Regions from separate parts of the Homo sapiens genome. Here all the other regions are linked to region 1. A link is a contact called in ENCODE Hi-C data. All regions are on one chromosome and are shown on one strand. The core of a region is the stretch at or near the end of the contact, and the rest is flanking DNA. Distances in the headings are between cores, read along the strand shown.

Region 1 (6,398 bases), core at 1,578-4,077:
AAGAACAAGGTAAGCTACTATTTATAAATTCTTCAGTAAATAGCAGCATAATTTAAAATTATATCATAAATGCTTGACAATCCTAGCTATCTAGAACATAGCAAAAAGAGCATCACCTTTAATGGACTTCATGACATAATTTATTCAGAGAGGGCCGGGCGCAGTGGCTCGTGCCTGTAATCCCAGCACTTTGGGAGGCCAAGCGGCAGGGGGGTGGGGTGCAGATCACTTGAGGTCAGGAGTTGGAGACCAGCCTGGCCACATGGTGAAACCCCATCTCTACTAAAAACACAAAAATTAGCCAGGAGTGCTGGCATACACCTGTAATCCCAACTACTTGGGGGGCTGATGCAGGAGAATCACTTGAAGGAGGCAGAGGTTGCAGTGAGCCCAGATCATGCCACTGCACTCCAGCCTAGGTGACAGAGCAAGACTCCATCTCAAATAAATAAATAAATAAATTATTTATTCAGAGAGGACCCTGTCAGGATCTGAGAGCCCACTTTTAGACACAGTTCTAAATGGGAAGATAGTAGGATACAGAATTTTGCTGAAAAGAAGCTTTTCAGTCTCTTAGAAGGGACAAAACTTTTATATCAAAGAATCTTCAATGTAAAAAAAAAAAAGTTTTTGGCTGGGCGCGGTGGCTCACACCTCTAATCCCAGCACTTCGGGAGGCCGAGGCGGGTGCATCACGAGGTCAGGAGATCGAAACCATCCTGGCTAACACAGTGAAACCCCGTCTCTACTAAAAATACAAAAAATGAGCCAGGCGTGGTGGCGGGCGCCTGTAGTCCCAGCTACTCGGGAGGCTGAGGCAGGAGAATGGCATGAACCCGGAAGGTAGAGCTTGGCAGTGAGCCGAGATCACACCACTGCACTCCAGCCTGGGCGACCAGAGTGAGACTCTGTCTCAAAAAAAAAAAAAAGTTCTTAGGTTGAGAAATATCATTCTAGCTCATGATGAATGAATTTCAAAATCCAATTATAACAATGGGAATGTATGAATGTGTGGTTTATCCCTAGAAAAAAAAACTCTGGAACCACTGGTATAAGGAAAACACTGACATTAAGGTGGGTAAGTCCTAACAATCTTAGTTTTATCTGATTCCCCCTATGACGAGGAACATGAAACATGTGAAAGGAAACTCAGTCTGCTAATGACAAAAACAAACGATGGCAGGCCATGCTCATACCTCAAGACCTTTCCACTGGTTCTCTCTACTCAGAACCTTCCCCAGATGTTCAAATGGCCCTCCCTTACTCCATTCAGGTCTCTTTAAATATCTCAGAGGCTTTCCCTCACCTGCCTCTTCCCTCTCTATTCCTTTACCCTACTTTTTCGCCACAGTACTTATTGCTAATTAACATGGCTGGTTTATCATCTGTCTCTTCCAGTAGAGTGTCTGTCAGATCTGTGGGAGGAATGACTTGTGCATCTGCATCACCAGCACTTAGCACAGTTCCCGGGGGGAACTTTGAGGACGGGGTTGTCCTCAAAGATTTCTTAGATAAATAAAGTGATAGAATCAAACTTTACAAGATGCAGCAAGAACTGTGTGAAGTCACTCATTTAATAGCGACACAAAATTATTCATGATTGCCCCAAGATTATCATAGAACATCCAATGAATTATGTACAGTAATTGTCATGAAGCATGAAAGGTCAAAATGCATTCTCAGTACTTTAAATGTAACTTTGAAGTCTTCCTTCAAAAATTGAGTAACTTCTTTTCCACATTTTGGTGCTTAAGATGTAACTCAGTTGCTTCCATTACTCAGAAAATTCCCTCATGGTGCATCCTCACTCTCTGCCCCACCAACCTGGCCAAAACAAGGAGCAAGAAATGGCATCCTGTACCATTTCTTTCAAAGTACCTCGACTACAAAATGGTTTTACCTACCGTATAGGATTAGTTTTGCTTATTAGTAACAATATTCGCCATGTGAACTTTCCCAGAATAGTTTTATATCAAATCCAACCTTCAACCCTTTAAACAGTAGGAAAACACGGCAGTTACAGTCGTTAACACCCTCTTCCCATAATACTCAAGCCTGTTAAACTTTCCTAACGAAAAGGGACGATGATGTGACACTCCAGCACCCCGCATCCACCTCCGCGGCGCAGCCGCTCTCTCCACCCCACAGGATGAACCCAAAGGCGCGCAGAGGCGCCCTCCCACGGCGCGTGACACCAGAGAAGGGGGATAAATTGGCGAGCTGGCATTCCTCCCGTCCTCACTGACGGACCCGCGAGCGGAGTGAGCGGTGACTCAGCCCGCTCCGGCTCGGCTCCGCCCTCCCGCCTCCCGCCCCGGCGTTCTCGCCCCGGCCTTGGCCTCTCCACTCCCTCCGCCCCGGTCCTGGCCCCCAGCCCTCCGCTGTCCTCCCCGGCTCCCTGACCCTCGAACCCCAGCCCTCCGCTCCCTCGTCCGGGCCCCACGTCCTCGGCCCGTCCCCCAGCCCTCTGCCCGGCCCTGCATCCTCGTTCCTCCAGCCCCGGAACGTATTAGGGCTGCACGCGCAGGGAGCAGCCCCCGGGACGGGTCTGCGGGCTTCGCGTCGCCCGGCCACTCTACCTTCGCTCCTGCCCAGGATCCTGCAGCACAGGTTCTGCAGCAGAACGTTCGGCGACTTCTGGTCCGGGGTCGCCATCCTCGCCCGGAGCCGTGCACGGTGGTCCGGGCAGAGCCGCCACTGCCGCCGCACGCGCAGGGACCGCGGCCCGCGCCCTTCCTGCGCCCCGCAAGCTCCCTGCTCCTGACAGGCTAAGGCGCGGGCGCCGCCGGCCACCAGGGCGCCATTTTAACGGAACCCGCCGAAAGCGCGGGCGCTTCCCACAATGCCCCGCTTCTTCCCTGCGCCGCGGCCGCGCGTGCGGCTGCCTAAGCGTTCCCGGCCCTGTCTGGTGCATTCCCCCTGCTGCTGCCCGGTCGGCCGAGAAAGTTCCGGGCGACAGGTGGCCCGAGGCCCTCGAGCTGCGCGGACAGAGCGGCCCCGGAGTCGCGAGCGTGACGGGCTTGCTTGGAGGGCACTTGGTGGCCGGTAGCACCATAAAGGCCATAATTTGGTGTGTGGGTGTGGGGGTGTGTGTGTTAACGGCATTGGTTTGATTCACACTTCTGATGAAAGAAGCCTGTTTAAAAAAGAAAAGAAAAAAGAAGCCTGTTTAAAGGGTGCAGGGTGTTACGATTGTTAACGTGCAGTGGGCAGTTCACCTGCTACGCTATCCAACAGGCGCCCTGCTCAGGCCCGACCTCGCACTGCCGCGCGGGCCGGTCCCCCCCGGCCCGGGTAACTGGGACGTCCTGGGAAAATAAATTAATCACGTACGGAGTGAGAGAACAGGAAACCTGCCGAGAAAAAGATCGATAAGCAGACAATTACACCAAGCCAACTTCAGTGCAATCGTTAAAGCTTACACATGGGTGCACGCTTGGGAGCCGTGAGCTACCATGTTAAAAGGCCAACTTCCTAAGGAAAAATGATGGAAAGAGATCCCGAGATCCTATGAAATGGAAGAGGGAGGACAACCCAGCTATCCCAACATCCCAGCTGAGGCCAGCCACACACGTGACTGTCTGCAAAGCCCGTCGGGCCTGGGTCCAGCTCAGGTTGCAGAATTGTTGGCAAGTAAAACGTTTGTTGTCGTTCTGACTCAAAAACATGGAGACAAAGCAGACTTGTAGGGTATTACAGTCAACAACTAGACCCTACAGCTAAAGGACTGTCTCCTTGCATGATGCAACAACCATCACAGCTCTGCAAGAGCAACCAAACCACCAAGGATGCGATCACCCCTCACTGCCTTCGATACGCATTCTGTGGAAACGCTTCTAAACTTGCATCACACTCAACACGATCAGTTAGTAACTGGCTTCTCATGAAGTTATTCTCTCAGCCGCATACTACAATGTCCAGATGTCATCTAAATCCTGCCACCCTCTCCCCCACCTTCAGCTGAAACGCTGCATGACTGCATCATCTTACCTGACCAGCTCTCTCCTAGGACAGACATGCAAGAACCCCCCTCACTAACGCTGATGTTATTTGGTTTACAGATGGCTCTTACTTAAAGATGCAGCTGGAAGGTATTACACTGGTTATGCCATAGCGTCTTTGCCCAAAGAAATAGAAAGTGCTTGTCTTCCAGGAGCAATCATCTCAACAAGCAAAGTTAATAGCATTAATTAGAGCCTGTCAGTTGGCAAAAGGAATAACTGCTAATCTTTATACCAATAGCAGGTATGCTTATAGAGTAGCTCATAACTTTGGAATGCTATGGAGACAAAGGATTTTTAACCTTTTCTAGTCAGCCCACAAAAAAATGGGTGCCTTGTTTCAGAATTATGGCAAGCCATACTATTGCCAAAATCATTAGCCATTATCAAGATTCCAGGCCATTCAAAGACACTCAAAAAAGCAAGATAAGCCAGTTAGCAGGTAGTATAGCAAACAGGGTGGCCATAAACATATCTGAACAAAAAGATCAAACCATTTTGGCCTTTAAGGAAGTTAGATTTTTATGTAAAATTAGCTCAATCTAAATCTCCAAAAACAGGACGAGAAAATTGGGAAACAAAAGTGGCACATGCGCTTCTGAGACTGATGTACGGTTTGACCAAATGTTCTACTCATACTTCCAACTAAGTTACAACCATCTTTCTTTTTTTTTTTTTCTTTTTCAGATGGAGTCTCGCTCTGTTGCCCAGGCTGGAGTGCAATGGCGTGAACTCCACCTCCTGGGTTCACGCAATTCTCCTGCCTCAGCCTCTTGACTAGCTGGGACTACAGGCACCCGCCACCATGCCGGGCTAATTTTTTGTATTTTTAGTAGAGACGGGGTTACACTCTGTTAGCCAGAATGGTCTCGATCTCCTGACCTCGTGATGTGCCCGCCTCGGCCTCCCAAAGTGCTGGGATTACAGGCGTGAGCCACCGCGCCCGGTCCAGCCATCTTTCTTAACGTGCATACACGATGTGACTCACTGGAGCCCTGATAAGATTATTGATTTCTTGAGGAGAACAATGTTGTCGGAAACCTTCTCCAACTGTTGCTCACGGGTATACAGTCAGGGCTGTCTTCCCAGAATATAATGCAAGGAAACCTTGACCCAGTTCTCCATGTCATTTTCCTTTACCAGAAGGCCCTTTCGAGGTATGGCAACTAGATTTTTTCAGCTACCACCATCACAAAGATACAGGCACATCCTAGTGATGGTTTGTGTATTTTCTCATGGGTAGAAGCATTTCCATGCAGAAGAGCAGCAGCCTTGGCGGTAAGTAAAATTATCTTAGAGAAAATTATTCCGATTTGGGGAGTTCCTCAAGAACTTTATAGCAACAGAGGCACTCATTTCACTGCACAAATAATCCAGTTAGTATGCAAAATCTGGCCCATTTTCCAGCATTTCCATTGTGCCTATCACCCCAGTCATCTGGGTTAGTAGAATGCACAAGCAGAATAATCAAAACTCATTTGGCAAAATTAACTGAAGTTTTAAAACTCCCTTGACTGGAAGCTCTTTCTTGTTTTTGCTTCACCTAAGATCAGCCCTTATGGGTAAACACCAACTGTCTTCATCTGAAATTATAACGGACAGACCTATGAAATTGTCTCCAGGAAATTGTAAATCGATGATATTAAAAAGGGACAGGTTGTATTATTGCAGCAGCCTCATAAGGCACCTAAGTAAAAACTGTTATTTAGTAAAAGATTCTTTCCACAGTGAGCTCCAAGAAGCAAAAACTCAAGGAACACATACTTCAGCCAGGAGACTTTGTAGGAAACAGCATCCTTTAAAGGACTTTCTCCACCAAGGAGGAAGGAACCTTATCAGGGACTCCTAACCAACCCTTGTGCCACTAAGCTTAAAGGAGTTGATTCCTGGATACCTGCCACCCATGCAAGGAAAGCTGCTTTGTCAATTTGGACTTCATCTCAAATTGGTGATCTAAAACTAAAACTCTCCAGAACCAACAAGGATGAGAAGAAAACAACATGTGAGGCGATCAGCCTTCTCAAGACACCTGACCAGGCCTGTATCTAGACAAACCCTTAATATAATCATCGTCAGTAGATGAGGAAGGTCTTCCTTTACAAGTTCCCACCACACTTCCTTCTTTTTGTCCCTAGTTCTTCTGTTTTGTTGCTACCATCACCAGCCATTGCCCATGAAACAAACATCTTCTTGCAGTAGGCTTGGGCCTGTGCTAGTAAATTACAGGACAACACTCGTTAGGTGTGTGGCCTTGCGCCCCTTTCTGGTGGTTCTGGCCTACCATGGTGGCAGCTCCTCTTCAAGGACAAGAGTAGACAGAATATCAGAAATGTGTCTGTGTTTCTCAGGACAGTCATTGGTGCTTAGCACTAGTATGATGAAGGCAAGTGTGCATCA
Region 2 (6,398 bases), core at 3,899-6,398, 620 kb after region 1:
TGCTACAGATCAGTATTTTGCAATTTACAACACTGCATTTGCCAATCATCATCAAGAAGCTGAAGATGGCCCCAAGAAGACAACACTGGTATCTGCCCATCCTCTGCAGGAGGCTTTCCGGTGTCCCCTGCCCACGCCCTGCAAGAACTCACTGGTGCCCAGCTCCAAAGGGGCCTCCTCTGGCTCCCTCGAGACCATCTGACCAGGTGCAATGGAACAGCGCCCTCAAGGATGAGGGTGGCAACTGCCTTGGCCAGGCAGGCACACTGCGTCTTCCCCGTTTGCCCTCCCATCAGTAGTTGGCCCTGGGATGGAAGGCAAAACAACCGATCCCACCCAGGTCTTGGTCTGCAAGTCCCCCAAGAAAACCAGTATTAGTCAGTTTAGCCCCAGAGAGGATATGCCTTCCAAAGTGGCCCTCCCTGTGCCATGTGGGCAGGCCTAGCCACAGGAGCCCCAACAGACTCCAACCTTGCTCAACTAAGGGGCTTCTGGCTAGAAAGCGGTTCTGGAGCCTGCTGGCCAAGCCGTGCTCTCTTTGGTTCCACACAAACAGGAGGTTCAAGCTAAGAGTTCCCCACAGCCACCCCTGCTTATGGTTCCAGGCACTCCAGGCCCCGCACTGTGCGATCTCTCGCACCACCCAGGGCCTTGCACTGGGCCCAGCCCCAGGAGCCTGAGAAGAGGAGTGTTCTGGTTAACATCAGTACTCTGGTGACAGGTCACACTTGAGCATGATGTTCTGATGTTGCCAAGGCCTCCAGAGCTCTCTGCAGAAGGAACCTATGAGTGACTGAAAGCTGAGAGTCCCAGACTTGGAGCAAGCACTGTGGAATGGAAGCATACTTCAATGACTAAACACACTGGGGACACAGTGGTCACGAAGGGATCAAACCCTGGAGTACAGACACCGGGGCCCTCCAAGGAGAGGCGGAGACCCCTGCTGGGGGCACTCACTGGTAGCCCTCCTTTGCCTGTGACCTCCCAGGGTGGTCCCTGCACATATGCAGGGTGATGTCGCCACATCCTGGGCTCTGCTTGGCCACACCTACCTGGGCTGCACCCAGTGTCCCACGGGTGACCTGACCAGAGGAGGGCTCAGTGCCACAGGGCCTTGAGCCCAAGGAGGGCCCCAGCTTGCTTGGCAGGCATGAATGTGTCCCAGGGGTGGTCCTATCAATGCCCCTGCCTCAATGACTAAACTGTGAGAAGACTGGGGATGTGAAGAGGAAAAGCAGGGATGGCAACGGACGGTACTTGCAAGCCCTAAAGGTGCGACTGGCGCCGCAGTGGACACAGGACCCCTAGCAGCCCAGCCACCTGGCCAACTCTTAACAGCTCATGCTGCAGAGCCTTCAGCCCTCAATGGGACCACACAACCAGACTCCAAGTGAGCACCTTCTGAGCGGCACCCCCAGGCCTGGCTCACCAGGGGATGCTCCCTGGCTCTGGCCCCAGGAAGACTTCCTTGTGGTTGCTGCATGCCCCTCACGCCCTCCAGTCTGGTCCACAGGAGGCACCATCTACTCTTGGAACTCATAACTCTTTTAAAAATTCAAAATCATTACAGGTCATGAACCTCTGAAGTCACTTCTGAATAGTCAAACTTTCCAATTCCATAAACTCTTGAAAGACAATATGAAGAACTACTGAAGATTAAGGAGTAAAGTATCTAACTCAAAGCTGATTCCCTAAATAAAGATGTTCACTACACCTGTAAAAAAGAGAGGTGTTCTTGGCAAAAGGAACATAATGAAGAAAATCTTTGGGACAAGAAAGATCATGGGGTGCCACAAGAAGATACCACTCCGCACCCAGCAGGATGGCCATAATAAAAAGAATGGAAAAAAACAAGCATTGACAAGAAAGTGAAGAAATTGCAACCCTCATACATTGCTGGTGAAAATGTAAAATGATGCAGCTAGCTGCTTTGGCATTTCTTTAACAAGTTAAACACAGAATTACCATATGACTCAGCAATTCCACTCTTAGGTATATGCCAAAAAGAATACAAAACCTGCGCAAGAATGTTCACAGCAGCAGCACAACAGCCAAAAAGAGGAAACAACTGAAGTGGTCCATCAACTGATGAATGGATAAACAAAATACTCCATACAATGGAATATCATTAGCCATAAAAAAGAACGACACACTGACACATGTTCCAACACAGATGAACCCTGAAAACATGATGCAAGGGAAAGACACACAAAAGCCACATACTGAAATCACCAGAGTCAGCAAATCCATACAGACAGAGAGCACATTAGCGGTTGACAAGCGCTCGGGAGGGAGGACCAGGGAGTGACTGCTTAATGCTTATGACATTTCCATTTGGGGTGACAAAAAATTCTGGATAATGGTGATGGTTGTGCAATATTGTGAATGTACTTAATTGTGTACTTTAAAATGGTTAAATGGTATATTTTAAGTTATGAGTACTTCGGTGGGGCAATGGTGCATTCAGCATAAGTGAAATAAACCTTCAGACTGGTGATGCCAAGTTAACAGGTAAACATGGACCAGATGATGTGCTAAAGCATTTGGAACTTTCCCTGGAGGAAACAGAGAGTCAATGAAGTTTTAGTAACAGAGGCAGATGCTCAACTCTTCTTCAATAAAATACCAGAACTATCATTTACTAAGTAAATGCATTTACTGTGAATTCATGGTCTTTTTAATTCTCACAACTTATGTGAAGCCTGTTTAGAGATGGAGAGTCACAGAAGTTAGATAACTTGTCATGGTCCCAGAATTAGTAAAAATGCCAGGATTTGGGCTGAAGTCTTATTGTCTTTAAAGTCTATGGTCTCTTTGCTGTGTCTCACTTGGAAAGGGCAAAGTAAAGGAAACCATCAACCAGTACCTGCAGCAGGGCGTCCTGGCTGGGGAGCATGTGGCAACAGATAAAGAAGGGATGGATCTGAGAGACTTCGGAGATACATCCAATTAGGTAAAGGACTATTTGCTGAGACTAAAGGAGGAGTCAATGATTTCCCCCAACTTCCTAGCTTTGATGAATGTGCAAATGATGGTTTTATTCCCAAAGAGATACAGTGACATTGGCACTTATGTTCCTATACAACAAATCAAACATGTGTTACCATGTATAACCGGTTGCCATTCTGTATCGAAGAGGCACCTATTTTCTTAAAATATTCAAGAATCTGTTAATACATAAAACTTAGGTAACATGCCAGTTCAACCAGAAATATTTTTATCCATCAGAATTAGGAGGAAGCGGACTTTTTGCTGTCTCACCCCAGTGGCTACACTGCCCTTTGCGGAGATGTAGGCATGCACATCTCCATAGAAGTCCATCCTGGGCCCAGCCCCTGTCTACTCTCTCTACTTGTTCCCTGGGTCACCCCTTCCCTTCTCAGTCTTTCCCATCATGTGACTACGAAGGAGTCTCAGGTTTGTATCTTTAACCCAAATCTGTCTGTTTAAACTTCAGTTTACACACATAGAGTAGAAGCTCGCTTATCAGTCTCACTTTAACTGACTTGAATTGGAAAAATGACTCTCTCCAATCCCTCCCTGAAATACACGAGCTGATGCCCAAGGTATGATGACGACTTTCAGCAAGTAGGCTTCACTCTAATACATCGCAAGCTTTTGCCAGCTAAGTTGTATGTGTTCTCATATCCAGATGTGTTTGTTCTCAAATCTATTTTTGCTACCCGAACCTGTTATGGTAGTTATGTACTTTTAAGCTCATCAATGAAATATGAATGCAAAAGGAAACAGTTGTTTCTCTATAAGCTAAGTTGTATGTTTTTAAAAGGCTCACTTGAGTTTGTTAAAAAAATAATTAGGTATGGGGGAAAAATTGTAAAAGATTAAGAAAATTCTAAAGATAATCGTATCAAATTGGTTCTTAAATGCCTATATCCTTGTTTAACTTTAAATAAACTGATATTGGAAAATGTTAAGTCTGCTAAGATTAGGCCAAAACAGACACAGCCTAAAGAAAAGGCCCTGGGCTTACATCAAAAGATTGGCAAGTATAGAACTTGAGGTAAGTGGTGTAAAAAAAAAATTGGCAAGTGAATGTATACTTTCATGTTTTAAGTTAAAAACATACATCCATTTCTTCGTGATTCCTGTTTTAACCAGTTTTCTCAATTAACCAAGCAACTGCTGGGCCCAATCATGTCAGACTTTTCAGCTATCAAGTACGTATCTTTACCCAGTTGTCAACAGACACCTCAAACTCAACATGCCCAAAACTTTATTTCTCCCTCCAAATCCACTCTATTCATCTTTTTCCCAGATTACAAGCCTGGGAATCATTCTTAACTCCTCCGTGTCCCTCAGCCCACCCATTCTTATTCACCACGTCTTGGTAATGTTTCCTTCAAATATTTTAAAAATCCATTCCCTATATTTCCTATCCCTGTTACCACAGTGCTGGTTCTGAAGACAGGCATAGTTTAGTGGAAAGAATATGCGTTGAATCTTTACAAGTGTCCATCTTTTAACTGTGCTTCTGCTACTTACAAGCTGTTGAACAACATCTGTCAGACGCATGTACCGAGCGATATGAAGTGTGCATTGTGCTCGGAGAGTGAAGGGCGTTAAACGACAGCGAGGACGAGGGGCACGAGCCCGGCCTGCAGCACGGCCACAGCCTCGCGCTTACTCCTCCATCGCCTCCTGGAGTCCCCGAATTCATCCCGCATCCTGCTGGGAAACAGCGTCCATCCGACACAGCACCGCCCACAGCGGGCCCTCGGCGTGGCCCGCAGGCCCTTCGGACCGCCTGGGAGCGCGGCCACACGTGCCAGCAAGTGAGGGCAGCGACCTGGGACCGCCGCGTCTACTTACACCGCGACGACTCCGCGATCCACGGACACCGCCCGGCCCCCACGGCGGCCCTGCAGGGGAGAACTCGGGCCGCCTTCCCGAGTCCCGGCCGCCGCTGTTCGGCTCGCGCGGCTGCCCGCCGGGGACCCGAACGGAAGAAGGGTGGCGAGGCGGGAAAGGAAAAGGCCTGAGGGTCCAAGGCAGGAGGGGACACACGGAACACGCCGAGGGCCAACCACGCCGCCGCGCGCTCCCCGGCTAGGACCCACCTGCTGCAGGTACTGGTTAATGGTAATGTGCGCCATGGGAGCGCCGCCGAACGGAGAGCGCCACCCCCTACGCCTCAAGCGGGCCAGCTGGCGTCACTTCCGGCCCTCGGTCCGTCTGGGTCCTGGCGCCCCCGGCCCCGCCGCGGGTGCGCAGGTTGGTTCCGGAGGGAGAACCTGGGGACCGGCTCGGCGACGCGCTCGGGCTGAGGGGGCCCGGGGTCTTTCTGCCGGGGCCCCGTCCTCTCAGCCGGGACGCCAGCGGCTCTGATTGTGTGTTCGGGCCCGCCCGGGCTGAGGGGTTTGGGGTCCAGTGGCGAGGACAGCCCCACGGCTAAACTGCCTTTCACTGCGCTGACCCTTCGTCTGCCCCTTGTGAAAACCAGGCCGCGGAGGACCCTCCGCGCCTGGCTGGGCCAGGGCCTCGGGGCGCGCGCGCCCGAGGAGGGGGAGGGGGAGGGACATGGCGCGCGCTCCCGAGCTCTCATAAGGTGCCTCCGCCGCGCGCTCCCGAGCCTGCAGGAGTTAGGGCACGTCCCGGCGCGCACCCCTGAGCCCTCGAGGTGGTCTCACGCCCGGGGTGGGGGTGCCGAGCCCTCAGGAGGCGCGCGCCCCGGGGCCCTCAGGAGGGTGTCCCGGCTCCCGATCCCCTCAGGAGGGGTGCCCGCGGCACGCATCCCCGAGCCAGGAGGGGGTGCCCGGAGCCCTGGGGGCAGGGTCTCGGTGCGCCCCCCGGAGCCGGGGGTGAGGGTCCCGATCCCTCAGGACGGGAGTCCCGGCGCGCGCCCTCGAGCCAGGAGGGGGTGTCCGAATCTCTTAGGGGGAGTCCGATCCCTCAGGAGGGATTCCCGGCGCGCGTTCCTAAGCCCTCAGGAGTAGCCGGGCGCGGCGGCGGTTGGGCTCGGGCACGCGGGCGGGGCGGGGCGGGGCGCGCGAGGAGGACGGGGCGGAGGCCGCGCGGACCGGGGCGGGCGGAGCGGAGCTCGGCGGGCGGCGGCGCTCGGGGCGGGGCGCGGCGGTTCCGGCCCAGCCATGGCGGACGAGGCCCCGCGGAAGGGCAGCTTCTCGGCGCTCGTGGGCCGCACCAACGGCCTCACCAAGCCCGCGGCCCTGGCCGCCGCGCCCGCCAAGCCGGGGGGCGCGGGCGGCTCCAAGAAGCTGGTCATCAAGAACTTCCGAGGTGGGTGCGGCGGCCGGGTCGAGGGCCAGGCGCCCCGGGCGGGGACCCCACGAGACCCCGCCCGACTTGGGGGGAAGGCCCCGAGATCCGTGCGGGCCCCGGGAGCGGGGGCGCCGGGGCGCCGGCCGGGTCGGGGGTGGCTA
Region 3 (6,398 bases), core at 2,857-5,356, 570 kb after region 1:
GACACCTCCCCGGTGACTGCCTATGACCCGCAGACTCCCTGGGAGGGAAACGTCCAGAAAGCTTCTCATTGGGGCGGACATTTTACATTAACTTAAACAACCAGGTGCTCTTCAACTGCACGGTGCCAGGCCCCACCCCAGCTCAGGCTTGTGTGGTGGGGGCCACAGGCATCCCCCGGGCAGGTGACCTGCTCACCAGGCAGCGACCTGACCTGGCACAGTTGGCCCCCACCGTGGCCACCCTTAGAACCCCCTGTGGGCTTTAGCATGCCTGCATCCAGGCCACAGCCTGGCCACTGAAATCAGTCTCTGGAGTGAAGCTGGCCAGGAGCTTCTGGAAGCTTCTGGAGCTCCTCAGGTGCTGAGTGGTGGTGGCGTGGCAGGCGGGGCTTCGGGGGGCTCCTCCTCTCCTAGGGTCCAGATGTTTAGTCCTTGCCCTGCTGCAATCCGGCACTGTCCCTAGGCCTCAAGTTAACTGGCCATGAAAATCAAATGAACTTTCGGTAAACAGAAAAGATTCCGGACAAGGCCTGCCGTGTGTCTCCCAAACGTCTCCTGCAGTTTGCGTCTTGTGTAATGTCCCTAAGCAAAGTTCAACAGTTCTAGTACAAAAACTCCCCAAAAAAGTCATGAGCTGGGCAAAACCGTTCGTAAACAGATGTTGCGAAGTCAGGGAAAATCAAAGTGGACAGGTGTTCGACCTCCCAGAAACGGTCTGAGGAGGGGCCGGTCTCCCAGGGTGGGCGGGAGGGCATTCCTGGCCTGCCCGCTCTGAGGCCTTCTCCGTGGAGCTGGCTGTCGGGCTCCTCGCCGGCCCTTCCTGGAGAAAAGGCTTCTGCCTCGGAGCTAGCCTGCTGTTGGGCTGCGTTTCCTAGGCAGCCACGTGGTCCCCAGGGCCCCAGAGGTAAACCCTGGACTTGGATTCCCGTTTCTGGAAATCAAAGGTTGAGTGGGGTCCAGAGAGAACTCTGGGAAAATAATTACAATTGAAACCCCCCATCGCCATCACTGTCTGCACCCTGGTTCCTGCCGCACTGGGTGTCTGGTGCCCGTGCCCGTCTCAGGATAGAAAGGAAACTGGAGGCTGCAGAGAGAAGGACCTGATGGGTCGTAGCTCAGCATCTGCCGAAGCCCCATCTAGAAATAGGTTCTCGTCCTGGGAGGTGTGGGAGGGAGCCTCGGGAGGGAGACAGCAGGAGGAGAGGCCCCAGTCCTGGACACGCGCTGGGGGTTGAAGTCTCGGCTCTGCAGGCTCCTGTGCTGCGTGGCAGGGATTTTCTCTCTGCCTAAATATCGTCTTCATAAGTAAAGGCAAGTGGGCTAAACCTATGTCATCTCCGTGTTAACTCAGAATAGTCTAGGCCTGGGCCAGGGGACACTTTGTGATCTGAGACCCCCAGAATTCCCTGAGGGAGGCCCAGCTCTGTTTCGGGAAATAACTGAAGCGGCTGTTTGTGCGAGGTGAGACCCTGAGGACCGAGAGCAGCAGGAGGTCATGGTGGGGAGCAAAAACGGGAAAAGTGATTCCGCCTGAGACTGAGGGAGAGAGAACCCAGGTGAGACCCTGAGGACTGTGAGCAGCAGGAGGTCACGGTGGGGAGTAAAGATGGGAAAAGTGATTCCGCCTGAGAGTGAGGGAGAGAGAACAGAGGTGAGACCCTGAGGACCGAGAGCAGCAGGAGGTCACGGTGGGGAGTAAAGATGGGAAAAGTGATTCCGCCTGAGAGTGAGGGAGAGAGAACAGAGGTGAGACCCTGAGGACCGAGAGCAGCAGGAGGTCACGGTGGGGAGTAAAGATGGGAAAAGTGATTCCGCCTGAGAGTGAGGGAGAGAGAACAGAGGTGAGACCCTGAGGACCGAGAGCAGCAGGAGGTCACGGTGGGGAGCGAAGGTGGGAGAAGTGATTCCGCCTGAGAGTGAGGGAGAGAGAACCTGCAGCAGCCCCATCGCCTCCCCCAGTGACACCTCCCCTCCCCCTGAGCAGGAAGGGGAGCTTTGGGGCGTCCACCTCTGGAGGACGAAGGTGAGAGCGGGTGTCGGGGGCCTGGTGGGGCAGGGAGGCCCTTGTGGGTGCTGGGAGACCAGCCTGTGTGGGTCCAGAGCTGCGCTTGGATGGGGAGATGGGCCTGCCGTCTGGGAACACGCAGCCCAGGCTGTGAGGAAGAGGAAGCAGGAATGAGAGCTTCAGCCAGGACAGCTGGTGGACGGCAGACCTCGGCCCCACCATCACTGTCATGGAGCCATCTCAGCAGGGCTGGGGGTTAAGCTCCCGTTTAGAAGGACCCCACTCCACAGCCACGGGGTAGCCACTGATGTGGGCAAGCGCCCGCCATGAAGACCCCACCTTGGTGGAAGGGCACTGAGAAACTGGACACCCTCGAGACTCAGAGGATCACCTCAGAACTGGCCTGTTAACTATGCCAGGAAAGCATGCCTTTAGCGTGGCAAAACCTGGGGACCCAGCCTCCTCCTGAGCCGAAGGCAGGGGGCTGCCAAAACACTGTCTAAGCAGAGCCCGATCCTGAGTCAGGCAAGTCCAGATGGAGGAAACCATAGACTCTTAAAAAACGTCAGCGTCAGCAAAGACCAGAAACAGCCAGTGACTCTGCAGTCAGTGAGACCAGAGGAGTCTGCAGGCTGCCAGGAGAGCGAGGGAGACTGCTGGGGGTTCCCGTCAGACAGCGCTCAGCGGGGGCGAGGGGAGAGGGAGAGAGGCAGAGCCAGAGAGACAAAAAGAAAGAGAGACAGAGACAGAGAGAAAGAGAGAGACAGAGACAGAGAGAAAGAGAGAGACAGAGACAGAGAGAAAGAGAGAGACAGAGACAGAGAGAAAGAGAGAGACAGAGACAAAGAGAAAGAGAGAGACAGAGAAAGAGAAACAGAGGGGAGGGAGTAAGTCCAGGTAAAAAACAAACAAAAAAATTGAGAATAGAACAAGAGAGAAACAGAGACATGGAGACACAGAGAAAGACACAGTGAGACACAGGAGACAGAGACAGAGAGAGATGCTGAGAGACAGACAGGGAGAGGGAGAGAGAGAGGAGACACCAAGACACAAAGAGGGCGGAGAGACAGACACAGAAAGAGGGAGACAGCGGGGCTGGATGGACGTGTGGCCGGGCCAGTGGGGAGGAGAGACGAGTCCGCAGACAGCGTTCAGAGGCCGCGCTGCCTGGGTGCTGAGCCGTCCCGGGGTTCACGGTCGCAGTTTGTCCTTACAAAACGCCCAGCCGCCCCGACCTGTGGTGCTTAGGGAGGACCTACCTGGCTGTGCCGGTCTGAGAAGGGGCCAGTGAGGCCCGGTGCGGGTACGGGCGGGTGCAGATGCAGCCAGGAGGACGGGCGGGAGCGGGGGCCTGTCCCACACGGGGGCCTCGGCAGCACCGGCATGGCTGGAGGCCAGTACGGCCAGGTGTGGCGGGAGGGAGCGCCGTCTGGCTTGGGTCGTCCATCCTGACAGGACGCTGCAAGGGCAGGAGCCCCGCGCCCCGTGTCCTGCGCCCCCGCTCGAGGACAAGCCCCAGCCGCCGGTCTCCGCTGGGTTCCGACAGGCCTTGCTGGGAGGCCTTGCTGGGAGCTGGGGGTCGAGGCTCACAGACTGCGCTGACCCCAGCAGGCACAGCTGGGTCCAGGGACTCGGGAACTCGCAGCCTGACGCGGGCCGGACCCCCGGGGTGGGTGCTGAGGGCCTCGGATGCCCTCCCTGGCTGGACGTTGTGGCTGTGCTGATACTGAGCGGTAACCCTAGGAAGGAGAGTCCCCTGGGCTCAGCTACCCGGGACAAGGTCAACAGGGACACCGGCCCCAGTTCCAGGAGAAAAACAAGCACGGCCAGCGGCGAGTGTGGGCGACAGCAGCTCAGGGAGAAGCAGATTATCAACAGCGAATTCACTCAGGGTCAGCCAACTGTACGCTTAAAAAAAGATTCCTGCGGTAAACTGTATGTCTATTTTACCACAATAAAAAACTTATTGTTTTTAATTACCAATGACTTCTAAAAAATGTTTTTAAAACCCAGATCACAAATCCTGAACATAGGGCCTGAAAGGCGAATTCAGCCACCACGGAGGACTCCCGCACCGTGGAGCCGGGACGCAGGGACTCCATGCTGCGCGGAGGGCAGGGGCACGTGACGCAGGGCGTGGGGGAGGCGGGGCGTGGAGGAGGCGGGGCGCGGGGGGCGGGGCGTGGGGGAGGCGGGGCGTGGGGGCGGGGCGTGGGGGGCGGGGCGTGGGGGAGGGCAGGGGCACGTGACGCAGGGCGTGGGGGAGGCGGGGCGCGGGGGAGGCGGGGCGCGGGGGAGGAGGGGCGTGGGGGGGCGGGCCGTGGGGGAGGAGGGGCGTGGGGGGGCGGGCCGTGGGGGAGGAGGGGCGTGGGGGGCGGGGCGTCGGGGAGGGCAGGGGCACGTGACGCAGGGCGCGGGGGAGGCGGGGCGCGGGGGAGGCGGGGCGCGGGGGAGGCGGGGCGCGGGGGAGGCGGGGCGCGGGGGAGGCGGGGCGCGGGGGAGGCGGGGCGCGGGGGAGGAGGAGGAAGGGTTCTGAGTGGACGCGGGGACTCCATGCCACGCGGAGGGCAGCCGCTCATGAGGCGGGGTGTGGGGGAGGAGGAGGAAGGGTTCTGGAGTGGCTTTTCTACTCCAGAAGTCTCCCCGATCCTGAAAGAAAATCTAGACAGGTGGAAAAAAGAGAAACATGTCCAGATAGTGTCTTCCACATTAATGGTCTCCCAAGCTCTGAGGAAGCCCAATGAGTTGAACAGTTTCTCATAAGCTTGCGGGTCCCTGTCAGTGCTTCTGAGATGCTAAAAACGCCAGGCTGTGGGCTGCGTCACCATGTGTCTCCTCTTTAATTTCTTCAGGAGCTCCAGGTGATAAGCTGCCACCTCCATCCACAATGTGGACATCAGAGGATGCAGCATGCTGTGGTTTGAATGTGTCCCTATAGTGCACGTGTTGGAAACTTAATCCCAAGGCAACAGTGTTGAGAGGTGGGACCTTTAAGACGCATTCATTGTCAGAGCCCACGTGAATGAATTGATACCACTATTGTAGGAGTGGGTTCGTTATTTTGGAATAAAAGGATGAGTTTGGCCCCCTTCCTCTCTCCCCTTTCTCTCTCTCTCTCTCTCTCTCTCTCTCTCTCTCACGCGCATCCACCTTCCACCATGGGATGACGCAGCAAGAAGGCCCTCGCCAGATGGGGGCCCCTGGACCTTTGATGTCCCAGCCTCCAGAACTGTAAGAAATAAATTTCTGTTCTTTATAAATTACCCAGTCTCAGATATCCTGTTACAGCACCACAAAGTGGACTAGACCACACTCTACTCTGTGAATCTAAGACGCACCATTATTGATGAACCTGAAAGAAAGAGCATATACCCAAATTAGCTGTGGGTCAGCTCAGCCTGGAGGCAAGAGGGGGAAGCTCAGATAATCTAAACCACAGGCCAGCCAGGAACCAGCTTTGCAATACATTTACACTATTCACATGGGCTCCCAAAACTCACACAAAAAAATGTATTTAAAGGGATTGCAAAGTGGCAGTGCCCCCAGGGGGCAACATAAAGCACAACCCCTTTCAGGAAGAACTCGGCCTTGTCCAGGCTGACATTAGAACATTGGCTGTAGGGAACAGGCCAATTCAGAGATGTTGAAATCTAAAACATAGGTCCCAGAGTTGATTGAACAGGTATTTAAATAGGGACTGCGGCAAGATCTAAGTATTCAATGACCAGGTTCTCCATAGGCTGCTCATTTCAGGTTCCACACAAAGTTGTGGGGTCAGTTGATTTAAGCTGGGGACCCCCACAGAGGACACCCCAACATCTGAAGGACACGACAAAGACCCCAAAGGAAGGAAGATTCTCCTCAGGTATACAGAAGGAAAGTAAACCAGTCAATGGAAAAAGTGTCCCAATGTTGGTTGGTTTGTTTTTCAGAACAGAAGAGGGTGACAGAAGAACGATTATTCATATGAGAGATGAGGAAGATGAGTAGAACGAGGTGAATCTTAATGTTTGGACAATTTATTATTGTAGAATTTTTGGTCCAAAGGTGGTATCTTTGAGAAGGCAGATGAGAAAATTAAATCACCACATACAACACGGTCAGTCCACGTACAACACAGTCAATCACAGCTGTGGCCTCGATGTTGATGCCTTCCTGTATTAGTCTGTTCTCATGTCACTGTGAAGAAATACTTGAGACTAGGTAATTTATAAAGAAAAGCGGTTTAATGAACTCACAGTTCCACATGGCTGGGGAGGCCTCAGGAAACATAATCATGGCAAGCAGGCACCTCTTCACAGGGTGGCAGGAGAGAGAAAATGTGTGTCAATCACAGGGGGAAGCCCCTTATAAAATCATTAGCTCTTGTGAGAATGCACTCACTATCACAAGA
Region 4 (6,398 bases), core at 1,069-3,568, 520 kb before region 1:
TCTTAAGCTATTTAGTTTAAACTCTAAATTGAAAAGCAGAGGAAAGAAATCTTTCAACTGCTAAGTGGATAATATAGTTTATAATTTGTAAACCATTTCCTTTATTTCAGTCTTGCTGACTTTCCATAACACACTGGATCTCACTGCACACCCATTGCCTCCTAAATTATCAAAGAAAAAAATGGGGCTATAGCATTCCCAAACAATATTATTGCTCCTTTTTTGTTCATTCACAATGTAACTGATATTTGTAGGTAGTGCATGTAACAAATCAAAAGATTTAACAAACTCGACTGGTGAAATAAGAAGGTAGTTGGAAGCCCAGTTTATAACCTAGATATTTAGTGAAAAAATAAATATAAAATGATGTTCCCTTTCTAATATAATTATATATTACTTGATGGATTTACTAGTAAATGCTGAATGGCCTGGAATGAAAGCAGTTTAATCTGCAGAGAGATCAATTTGCTGTTGCACTTCACACTGTAGCAACCCTGCAATAATAAAACAAACCCTACAGTAATAATCATAGCAATTGAGAGGAAATAAAGCATTATTCTTTTACCTTGGACAAGCAACAGGGTCAAGAAATTCACAACCTCAGAAGTTTTTTTAAGAGGAAAAAAAAGGTGTCACGTGTTCGCTGCCCAACAGACTCAAACATCCTATTACTCCTATTACCGTTATCATCATCTTTACTGAATATTCCTACTACAAGACAGGCAGACATGTGACATGCGGTGAAGGTTCTACTTTACCCACCACCAATCTCCACAAGCACTCTCATCTCAGGGTGCCTCGGGGAGGGCAGAGGAGGAATACTTGGGCTCAAAAGTCGTCTTTGGACCACTTTCAGATCAGTCTGGTGGAAACGGTAGTGTGAGCGCTATGCTACTTGAGACTGCGTTTGAAAATCTCTTTCACGTTCCCAAATCAAAGCCACTTTGAGGTTTAAGAATGATAACCACAGGTGAATGCCTTACTCTTTCCACGAGCCAGGCCTTTCCTTTGCATGACGCAGACCGGCGGCTGAGACCCGTCCTGAGGCCCCGCCTTTCATTCGGTTTATGTGGCCCCGCGCAGTTCACGCAGTTTTCTCCGTTCTTAGGCAACCAGCTCGTGGGAAATTCACTCCAGAAAAGCGTGCGCCATATCATTATTTTGCGATTCAACAAACTTTTTCAACTGTTGTTCAGGAACTAGATTCCAGATAGATCTTGTTGTGTTCGGCCTTCCTAGAAATTCCTTTTCCAGAGGAAGAAGATCCGGGTTGGGAAGAGTGCGTGACTATGGCCCCGGGCTCATTGAAAGACTCCTCCCCACAAAAGTTTAGGGCTGATACTAAACGAAGCTATGGAGCCATGCCCACACAAATACTCCCCCTTTACCCGAATTGTGGGGCCTGGACTGTGAAGGCCTTCGCTGCAAGAGCGGGCACTGGCGAACTTCAGTGCACGCCGCGGCCGAGAACGGATGCAGGGCGGGGGATGGCTGAGCCGCCTGATCCTTGCAGAGAACCTGCAGGGGCCCTCGGAGGGTATCCCCTGCGTCCAAGGGAGCGCCCCTCCTTTTCAGCACTCGGGGGAACTGAGGGCGACGTGCCAGCCCCGCACTCAACTTTCCCCTTCCCTGCAGGCACAGAGTTGGCCGGCGGGGGCAGAGGAGGAGCTGGGTCTCCACTGCGCCCGTTTAAACCTGGCCAGGGGCTGCGTTTCCTCCCCCCACCCCACGACGATCCTTTCTTAGTCTTCGCTTTTCAACCCAATCGTTAATCATTCGGAACGCGCGGGCGGGGAGCGGCGAGGAGGGCGAGCTCGGGGTTCGCCGCCGCCGCCGCCGCCGCGCGCGCGCGCTCAGGAAGCGGTGTGGCTGTCACCCCCTCCCGGGCCTCCTCCCCCCTCCTTCCTGCTTTGCTCCCCCTCCTTCCTCCCCTCCTCCCCGCTCCGCCGCCCGCGCCCAGTGTATCTACTCCCTCCCCACGTCACTCGCCAGCGCGCCATGCAAATCACCGCCGCCGCCGGCTCCCATTGGCCGCGGCGCGCTCATTTAATGGCAGCCCGGGCCCGGCGTATGGCTGCTGGGCCCCGCGCGCCGCCGGCCCCGCGTGCGCCTCCGCTCCGAGCGCACGGCCCCGGGCAGGCAGCGGGCAGCCCATCCCGGGCTCGGCGGCCCCGGCTCTCCGGCCCTCTCCGCGAGCCCGCGCTCCTCCCGCTGTCCCCGGGCCCCTCCCTGGCTGCACCGTAATCGCCCCCTGCAGGCCCCCCTGCGCCTCCCCCCCCCCGCCACTGGCGCCTGGCTTCCCCCGGGCACCTGGGACCAGCACATGCCCAGCGCACGCGGCGCGCCGCCCTGCTAGAAGTTGCAGCCTCCGAGTTGGAGGCCGCTGAGGACCGAGCGCAGGAGGAAGGAGACAGCGCGCAGCGGCGGCCGGCGAGGAGACAGCACACCCCGGGCCGGGCCCAGCGCACCGCTCCCGGCCCCAAAAGCGGAGCTGCAACTTGGCCACGACTGCACCTGTTTGCACCGCTCCGCCGAGGGCGCCTGGGCTGCGGTGGCGGCGAAGACGGCGACCCCGACCGTCGGCCTCTTTGGCAAGTGGTTTGTGCATCAGGAGAAACTTTCCACCTGCGAGCCGAACCGGCGCCGAGTGCGTGTGTTTCTGCCTTTTTTTGTTGTCGTTGCCTCCACCCCTCCCCATTCTTCTCTCCGCTAGGACCCCCCCGCCCCCGTCTCACTCCGTCTGAATTCCTCTCCGTCTCCCTCCCACCCCGGCCGTCTATGCTCCAGGCCCTCTCCTCGCGGTGCCGGTGAACCCGCCAGCCGCCCCGATGTACAGCATGATGATGGAGACCGACCTGCACTCGCCCGGCGGCGCCCAGGCCCCCACGAACCTCTCGGGCCCCGCCGGGGCGGGCGGCGGCGGGGGCGGAGGCGGGGGCGGCGGCGGCGGCGGGGGCGCCAAGGCCAACCAGGACCGGGTCAAACGGCCCATGAACGCCTTCATGGTGTGGTCCCGCGGGCAGCGGCGCAAGATGGCCCAGGAGAACCCCAAGATGCACAACTCGGAGATCAGCAAGCGCCTGGGGGCCGAGTGGAAGGTCATGTCCGAGGCCGAGAAGCGGCCGTTCATCGACGAGGCCAAGCGGCTGCGCGCGCTGCACATGAAGGAGCACCCGGATTACAAGTACCGGCCGCGCCGCAAGACCAAGACGCTGCTCAAGAAGGACAAGTACTCGCTGGCCGGCGGGCTCCTGGCGGCCGGCGCGGGTGGCGGCGGCGCGGCTGTGGCCATGGGCGTGGGCGTGGGCGTGGGCGCGGCGGCCGTGGGCCAGCGCCTGGAGAGCCCAGGCGGCGCGGCGGGCGGCGGCTACGCGCACGTCAACGGCTGGGCCAACGGCGCCTACCCCGGCTCGGTGGCGGCGGCGGCGGCGGCCGCGGCCATGATGCAGGAGGCGCAGCTGGCCTACGGGCAGCACCCGGGCGCGGGCGGCGCGCACCCGCACGCGCACCCCGCGCACCCGCACCCGCACCACCCGCACGCGCACCCGCACAACCCGCAGCCCATGCACCGCTACGACATGGGCGCGCTGCAGTACAGCCCCATCTCCAACTCGCAGGGCTACATGAGCGCGTCGCCCTCGGGCTACGGCGGCCTCCCCTACGGCGCCGCGGCCGCCGCCGCCGCCGCTGCGGGCGGCGCGCACCAGAACTCGGCCGTGGCGGCGGCGGCGGCGGCGGCGGCCGCGTCGTCGGGCGCCCTGGGCGCGCTGGGCTCTCTGGTGAAGTCGGAGCCCAGCGGCAGCCCGCCCGCCCCAGCGCACTCGCGGGCGCCGTGCCCCGGGGACCTGCGCGAGATGATCAGCATGTACTTGCCCGCCGGCGAGGGGGGCGACCCGGCGGCGGCAGCAGCGGCCGCGGCGCAGAGCCGGCTGCACTCGCTGCCGCAGCACTACCAGGGCGCGGGCGCGGGCGTGAACGGCACGGTGCCCCTGACGCACATCTAGCGCCTTCGGGACGCCGGGGACTCTGCGGCGGCGACCCACGAGCTCGCGGCCCGCGCCCGGCTCCCGCCCCGCCCCGGCGCGGCGTGGCTTTTGTACAGACGTTCCCACATTCTTGTCAAAAGGAAAATACTGGAGACGAACGCCGGGTGACGCGTGTCCCCCACTCACCTTCCCCGGAGACCCTGGCGACCGCCGGGCGCTGACACCAGACTTGGGTTTTAGACTGAACTTCGGTGTTTTCTTGAGACTTTTTGTACAGTATTTATCACCTACGGAGGAAGCGGAAAGCGTTTTCTTTGCTCGAGGGGACAAAAAAGTCAAAACGAGGCGAGAGGCGAAGCCCACTTTTGTATACCGGCCGGCGCGCTCACTTTCCTCCGCGTTGCTTCCGGACGGCGCCGACCGCCGGAGCCCAAGTGACGCGGAGCTCGTCGCATTTGTTATAAATGTAGTAAGGCAGGTCCAAGCACTTACAAGTTTTTTGTAGTTGTTACCGCTCTTTTGGGTTGGTTTGTTAATTTATACAAAGAGATTACCACCACCACCCCCTCCTTCAGACGGCGGAGTTATATTCTGGGTTTTGTAAAACTTTATGTATCTGAGCATTTCCATTTTTTTTTTTGGGTTTTGTATTATTTCTTGTAAATGCATTGTGAAAAATTTTATTTTCGGCGTTGCAATGCGGGGAGGAGAAGTCAGATTATGTACATAGTTTTCTAAAAAGCCTTTCTTCTAAAAACGAAAAAAGACCCCCCACCCAAAATGTTTCGAGTCAACAAATTTAAGAGACAGAGCCCATTTTCTCCATAAATTTGTAACATGCTATTTTTATGTGCATGTTTTATGAGTTCAAAATGCAATGAGGAAATCTGACAGGGAAATTATCTGTATGAACTAAAAGTAAGGGAACCCCGGGGAATGGGAGGACAGGATTTTTCAAGGAACCTTTTTCAATGAAAGAGAAGGAAGTTAAAACCTATAGGTTATTTTGTAGAGCTGAGTGTTAATACGGGCCGAGAAATAAAAGTATCTTCTGCTCCGGCTGTTTCACTGCGGACGGCTGGGGCTGCTGCGCGTTACCTTGCTGCAAGCGGGGCGCCTTCCACCTGGCTGGGGGTCTGCGCCACAGTTTGGTCCAGAGGAGGGAGGAGGAAGGGAAGACCCCAGTGGTGGGACCCTGGACCAGGCCATGGATGAAGGACAAAGACCAGGGCAGGTCACGGGTTTCCCAATTCCCCAGCAATTAAGATTTCGAGCAGAATTTATCTAAATGTGTTTCAAGGAAACACAATCGCTGAACCAAAACGTACTGCAGCCGAGCCCCCTCCGTCCATCCTCTGCCCCTCCCCCTGGCTTCTTTCTCTTGGGAAAACGGGCAAAATAATTGTGCTGGATTCTCACACACACAGAAATATCGACCATCACCCTCCCCCGCGTGAACTGGGATGCAAGTTGCTAACCGATGTGAACGCAAAATGCCTTGTTCATTATTCCTGACGAGATCTTGAGGTTGTTTGATGCTTTAAATTTTTTAATTATATTATTTTCTAGGTGTTTATTGGTACATTGCAGTTTTTTTTTTGAAATTTAAAAATTTCTGTAAAACTTTGTCTTCAAGTAATCTGACAGCATTAAATATTGCATTTAAAAATTATACTGTAGCAAATACATTTAAAAATTAATCACAACGTTAAGATGAAATTATATTTTTGGAAAAAAAAAACACTTGAAGCCCAGATGGAAATACGTTTATTTCAGCAGCCTTAGGTTTCCCCTCGCTTTCTCAACACCCTTCCTTGTCCTGGAGTATGGACTGTCCGTCCAAAAGTGAGCCTATGCTATAAGTTTAATGAGAACCGAATTCAGCCTGCATTCGAGAATAGCTTTAAGTATAATGCTGATCTGACAATTGACGTGTAATTTGGGAAGTCATTTTGATAATTTTGCTTAAACCACTCATTCGTTAAAGTGATTACAAAAAAGTTCAAGAATGATGTCCACTGCTTTCTAACAAGATAATAAACCCCCCCCCTCTTTTCTTTTTCTTTATTTTTATTTCTTTTAGCTATTTGATCCTTTCTGAAGCAGTTGTTTCTGGAAGAGTCTGTGCGCCCATGGATGGCTGAGCACCACTACGACTTAGTCCGGGATAAGGGCCTCCCCAGTCCTCTCCGGGAGATGATTTGGGAAATTTTATAATGCTTGTTCTGTTAACTCACCGGGACCTTGAGGGTCCAATGGGACCTTGAGGGTTTTCTCTGAAATATACAAACTTAAAGGACTCTCTCTGAGGTTCTTTGACTGACGTCCACTCTCAGTCTGGCCCCTGTGCTCCCCTGTGTGTACCCTGGAGTTTCTGTGTCCAATTGTTGGCATCTAGGTCTTGGCTCAAGA

What was found. Hi-C counts contacts between places; a loop is a spot of excess contacts on that map. Pooled maps may share reads with other maps.
Region 2: a loop to region 1 is called in a map of CD8-positive, alpha-beta T cell, with 10 times the contacts of the local background. The contact joins the promoter of PCID2 here to the promoter of TUBGCP3 in region 1. A Hi-C loop is called at or near these places in 3 of 168 maps with a recorded cell type or tissue (CD14-positive monocyte and CD8-positive, alpha-beta T cell), 16 of 37 single-sample maps with no recorded cell type and 15 of 50 pooled maps.
Region 3: a map of ascending aorta shows a loop between it and region 1 (3-fold over the local background). The contact joins the promoter of F10-AS2 here to the promoter of TUBGCP3 in region 1. A Hi-C loop is called at or near these places in 1 of 168 maps with a recorded cell type or tissue (ascending aorta) and 9 of 50 pooled maps.
Region 4: a pooled map shows a loop between it and region 1 (10-fold over the local background). The contact joins the promoter of SOX1 here to the promoter of TUBGCP3 in region 1. A Hi-C loop is called at or near these places in 4 of 50 pooled maps.

Annotation. Positions count from the first base shown.
Region 1 is chr13:112,585,326-112,591,723 of GRCh38, forward strand. TUBGCP3 (tubulin gamma complex component 3) reads right to left here and starts at 2,828. Exons shown (of 22, transcript NM_006322.6): 1 at 2,580-2,828. The coding sequence starts at 2,655. LOC124903251 (a long non-coding RNA gene) reads left to right here and starts at 2,861. Exons shown (of 2, transcript XR_007063945.1): 1 at 2,861-4,091; 2 at 4,689-6,398. RefSeq lists silencers at 2,299-2,418, 2,449-2,508, 2,539-2,758 and an enhancer at 2,824-3,643.
Region 2 is chr13:113,203,521-113,209,918 of GRCh38, forward strand. It overlaps PCID2 (PCI domain containing 2), which reads right to left and starts at 5,149. Exons shown (of 14, transcript NM_001127202.4): 1 at 5,079-5,149. The coding sequence starts at 5,114. CUL4A (cullin 4A) reads left to right here and starts at 6,093. Exons shown (of 20, transcript NM_001008895.4): 1 at 6,093-6,255. The coding sequence starts at 6,108. RefSeq lists enhancers at 4,204-4,854, 4,855-5,504 and silencers at 5,039-5,328, 5,589-5,858, 5,959-6,288, 6,349-6,398.
Region 3 is chr13:113,149,880-113,156,277 of GRCh38, forward strand. F10-AS2 (F10 antisense RNA 2) reads right to left here and starts at 4,107. Exons shown (of 3, transcript XM_011537532.4): 1 at 4,035-4,107; 2 at 3,265-3,891; 3 at 333-931. The coding sequence starts at 4,107. The coding sequence ends at 603. LOC124903216 (a long non-coding RNA gene) reads left to right here and starts at 4,621. Exons shown (of 4, transcript XR_007063880.1): 1 at 4,621-4,986; 2 at 5,178-5,236; 3 at 5,938-6,001. RefSeq lists a silencer at 4,488-4,537.
Region 4 is chr13:112,064,831-112,071,228 of GRCh38, forward strand. SOX1 (SRY-box transcription factor 1) reads left to right here and starts at 2,319. Exons shown (of 1, transcript NM_005986.3): 1 at 2,319-6,398. The coding sequence starts at 2,829. The coding sequence ends at 4,004. The region is part of intron 1 of SOX1-OT (SOX1 overlapping transcript); the gene reads left to right.